Regions from separate parts of the Homo sapiens genome. Here region 1 is linked to region 2. Evidence: read pairs that join two places in POLR2A ChIA-PET (ENCODE). Cell type or tissue: GM12878. All regions are shown on one strand.

What was found. ChIA-PET counts read pairs that join two places held together with the same protein. Peaks named below come from ENCODE experiments on the same cell type or tissue, not always from the same donor. Only the 100,000 strongest peaks of a DNase experiment are listed, where the experiment ranks them.
Region 1: POLR2A ChIA-PET joins it to region 2 with 5 read pairs; 3 of 35 experiments call an interaction of 5 or more read pairs at or near these places.

What each region holds. Positions count from the first base shown.
Region 1 is chr13:42,523,630-42,526,129 of GRCh38, forward strand. No RefSeq gene overlaps it. Among named protein-coding and RNA genes, the nearest start is that of TNFSF11, 49 kb to the right of the region's middle. RefSeq lists an enhancer at 844-963. In GM12878, no CTCF peak of the experiment used is centred here; a DNase peak (open chromatin) is centred at 1,142; H3K27ac peaks cover 742 bases.
Region 2 is chr13:42,339,877-42,342,376 of GRCh38, forward strand. No RefSeq gene overlaps it. Among named protein-coding and RNA genes, the nearest start is that of AKAP11, 69 kb to the left of the region's middle. In GM12878, no CTCF peak of the experiment used is centred here; no DNase peak of the experiment used is centred here.

The sequences.
Region 1 (2,500 bases), 180 kb after region 2:
AGATTTTTTTTCCAGAAAGAATCTGATAGATTAATTATCTCCACACTTTAGCCTTTAGCAGAAGTTAGGGATTGATAAACTGGCAGGGCAGGTGAGGATGGCTTGCCTCCAAAATGCTACCAGTCATAGGGGGCTCCCTTTCTTCTTGTAAGGAGAGTAACAATGGCTCTTTCTATTCCACCATTCTTGGAGAACAGTAATTTGTTGAAGAAAATGAAATGGAGTTTGTAGGTGAATGTGCATTTCAAGTTATAAATTAAAAAATAAAACTCTAGTACCACATAAGAGTTTTCTATGTATGTCTGTTTAAAGTCAAGAATAGCGGTGATATAATAACAATAATCCAAATTGATCAGCAGTTATAATTTTTCTCTTCTTTTGCTCTCCTCTACTGGGTGTCCCTGAACTCTGCTTCTTTGAACAATGTTGTTCACTCATCTGGATTAGCATAAAGACTCATTTTGGAAATTATATTCCACTATTGCTATTTGTTTTTACAGTTTTCAATTCAGCTCCTACTTAAGTTATTCAACATCACTACCATAGTTGATCTGTAATACCGAGAGCATGCACTCTCCATCAGTTAAAAAACAATGTCCTTGAAACATATATTAATCCATAGGTAGTAGAACATTAAAACATTTCTAATCCATTTCACTGAAGTTGCTGTGAACTGCAGCTCAACAAACAAGGAGGTTAGAACATCATAACTGATGGAGAAAACTCAACCCTGCCATTCCAGGTTGGTTGCAAGAATGCTGGGACGGGAAGCTCAGGGAAAGGAATCCAGAAGTTCAGCATGCAGCCTTGGTGTGGGTCAGGCACAGCCAACTGCTGAAGGTGTGTTTTGTGTCCAAGCTGGCAGGTTTACTAGGGTACGCCTCTTGAAGATGGTGGGTAGCCTGATTAGAGCCTAGAGTCAAGAATGTCAATGGGTTGGCCCTTCTGATGAGTTATAGTATCATGTCCCAGGAGAGCTAGATTTTCACGAACTCATTTCCTCAAATTCAAGGTTTTAGATAGTTTCTCTCCATGGCTATGAGGAAATGAAAATAATTAACTATGAAACAGTGACTTTGTCAGTCTTAGTGTTACTGCCATAAAACTTTCTGGCCATATGGGAGGAATTTGTTTCTCTGGTCTGATGTGGCCTGGTGTCAGCTGGAGGGGATCCATCTCAGCACTGATGTCACTCCTGGCCAGTTGTGTACTGTGTGCTTGGGTATCGAGTCATGGTCTGAAGTTCATCTTCATTGATCATCTCATAGTGAAGTTAATTATTTCTGAGACTCTGAAGTCATGGTCTGTTGTGAGTTCAATCAGGATGAAACTAGAATCATTAAAGAATGAGAGGGTTACTTTCTTCCTGCTGACTGGAGAGTGATTTTCAAACACTCCTTAGCAGTAGACTCTTTTGGTCAAACACACCTTTCTGCAGAATTCCAATATAGGAAATAGGTAAAAGTAGATGTTCTCTGGTACCCCTGGTGTCCAACCACAGACTTTACCCCCAGACACAGCATGAAGCCTGCTCAGGAAGAGATACCACTGACCAAAGTGGAAAATTCCTCTGCAAATTTGTACGGGAACAGAACTTGCTTGCACTGTGGTAGCACATGGAAAGAACCTGGCGACACTGAGGAATGTCATAGGAAGCAATTCTATGAAGCTTATTTCTGTGTTTACTGCAGGGATGTTGTCAAGGATGTGGTTGATGACATTCCACAGTGTTTCCTTTATGATGATCTGCTGAAGAAATTTTCCTCTCCCCTCAGGATGATGATTAACCACATTTCTCCTGAGCAGCTGGGCAGTTGACATCTTGTAGGTATTGTAAATTGTGGCCTGTCCCTATGTGTACCTATAGGGTAGGGTTCTCAAACCTTACTGCACACTGGAGTCATCTAGGGAGGTATTTAAATGCCAATTTCCAGGCTTACTCCAGACTAATTGCATCAGAATCTCAAGAGGGGGATCGACATCTTTAAAAAGTTTTCTGGGTGACCCAAAGAGTAGCCAGTTTTGAAAAAAACAAAAAAAAGGTTTATTTAATCAGGGAGCCTCTGAAGACACCTGGTTTCTGTTGAATATATCTTTTTTTTTTTAAATGAGAGGATATCCATGCATATGTATATATACATACTAGCTTATGATTATTAAATAAATGGTTAAAATAGTCATCTTCTTTTAGAGTAAAATTCAATTATTCTTATAGCTTCCTCCTGTAGTAAGGTGCTACTTAGGATTTTCCAAGAAGCAGACACCAAGTTGGAATTAGATGTGCAAGAAATTTACCAACAAGATGCCTGGGAGGGAAAATAGAGAGGAAGCTAGGAAGGGCTGTGACAGCTGATAGTGCCAGCTGTTGGTCTGAACTTTGGGAGGGAGAGAGTGAAGGAATAAGGGGTGGATGAGGAGTCCTAACTTGAGTGCAGTTGTAGGTAAGCCTGGCAAGGCTGATGGGGAGCCTTGAGTCAAAGTGATCAGTCAGAGAAGCTTG
Region 2 (2,500 bases):
TGTCAGTATGGACTCATGAATACCAAGTTATATTTCAGTACCACATTATAAATGTACATTATCTGTATCTTAATGTAAGATATTAATAAGGAAAGCTAGGTGTGAGGTATATGGGAATGCTTTGTACTAGTTTTAAAATTTTTTTGCAAATCTGAATGTATGAATGTACATTAGGTGCATTTGTCACAATCTCATGATTAACCAAAGTCAATACTCTATGACCTGATGTCCTTTTTCTGTAAGATTCCATCCAGGATGCCACGTTACATTTAATTGTTACGTCTCCATAGGCTCCTCTTGGCTGAGACAGTTTCTCAGACTCTCCTTGTTTTCAGTGACCTTTGATAGTTTTGAAGGGTCCTGGAGAGTATTTTGTAGAATGTTCCTTAGTTGAATTGTTTGATGTTTTTCTCATGTTTTAACTGAGGTTATGGGTTTCTGGAAGAAAGATCACAGAGGCAAAGTGCCCTTCTCATCACGTTGCATCAGTGGCACCCTCAACGCAACTCACAGTTGATGTTCACCTTGATGACCTGGCTGAGGTAGTCTTGACAGGTTTTTCTACTGTAAAGTGATTCTTTTTTCCACCTTTTCATACTTTACTCTTTGGAGGGGAGTCACTGTGGATAGCCCGCACTTAAGGAGTGGGAGTTGTACTCCACCTCCCTGAGGGGGAGTAGCTACATACATGATGGAATTCTTCTGTCTAGAGATTTATCTATTCTCCCCCACTTGTTTATTTATATGTTCATTTATTTATGTCAGTATAGACTCATGAATATCAAGTTATACTCCAGTGCTACTTTGTTAATCAGATTGTTCCAGCTTTGTCCATTGGGAACTCTTTCAGTGGGATCCCATGTCTCTTTGATGTATCCCCTTTCTTGTGATGTTTTTGGGAGCCCTTCCGGCACTTTCTGCCACTACAAGATGCTCCAGGAATTAACATTTTTGACCAGCTCTATCATACTGAAAAAAACCAAGATTTATCATTTTCGGCCATCAAGACCAGAAATTTTAAATGTCCCGCTTATTGTTGGATGTGGAACAAAGCTGTCAAAAGAAAAATCACACTAAAGAATGTGTATGTATCTTCAAAATCTCTCTGTTTATTTGGTAACATCTATAGCCCAGGCACGTACAGAGAGGCAGTTATTTAAATCCAATCAAGAGACTAAGAAGTTCAAGAGATCTATTGTATAACATGGTAGCTATAGTTAATAACAATGTATTGTACACTTGAAAATTGTCGAAAGAGCAGATTTTAGGTGTTATCACAAAAATCATAATGAGAAGTACATGAGGTGATGCATAAGTTAATTAGTTTGATCTAGCCATCCACATGTATATACATTTTAAAACATCAGGTTGTACACCATAGACACATATACTTTTTGTCAATTTAAAAAAGTAGTGATTTTTTTTTAAAGAGACTAAAAATTGAGGAGAATCATCTATGAAACATTTTCCTGGAAACCACAAGGCTTTTGGGCCACAGGCACCTCACTGGGTGTGGATAACAATTGTTGAGTTAGCCCAGCCCCTATCAAAGAGGATCTTAAGCCATATCAACCACTTCTTAGGATTTTCTGGTGACTTCTGAGAGAGGAAGAGTCAGAAACACCCATGGGCAGTAACACCCAGGGCTGGCTCTGGAGTGGGGGTGAGGTCATTGAGGGGAAGGCCAGGGTTTGGGTGAGCCTGTGCTGTAGGGATGGAACTCTGGTTGGCATAGGGTACTGAGCGTGTCTCTGTATGTGCATCCATGCAGACTTGCACATGGGTAAAAATTCATTTAACCCACCTTGATAACTACCATCTACCTTTTGTAACTGGATTTGATTTAGAGTCAGCTGTAGCAGGGTGTGTGTGCTATGTTGACACAACAAATCATGGAGATGCATTTAGGACCCATTTCAGATCCTTGTTGAATGCTCTACGGTGATGATGACAATACAGTCACGATACACAAAACCAGGCCCAGCATGAAGGCAACTGGCTTTTGCTTTTCTTGGCCCTTCCTTGGCTTCTACATTTGCCTTGGCTTCTCTGCCATCGTGGAACATCAGTTCACCTTTCCAGAATACATCTGGTGGTGTTTCTATTAAGTAATACCAGCAAATTACATATAATCCTTGGCATTAGGACATTTAAAAACTGGTGAATGTGGCTGGGTGTGGTGGCTCATGCCTATAATCCCAGCACTCCGGAAGGCCAAGGCAGGCAGATAACTTGAGGCCAGGAGTTTGAGACCAGCCTGGCCAACATGGTGAAACCCTGTCTCTACTAAAAGTACAAAAAGTAGCCGGGCGTGGTGATGGGCACCTGTAATCTCAGCTACTCGGGAGGCCGAGGCAGGAGAATCGCTTGAACCTGGGAGACGGAGGTTGCAGTGAGCCGAGATCGTGCCACTGCACTCCAGCCTGGGCGACTGAGCAAGACACTGTCTCACAAAGGAAACAAAACAAAATAAGACAAAAACAGAAAACCTCAAAAAACC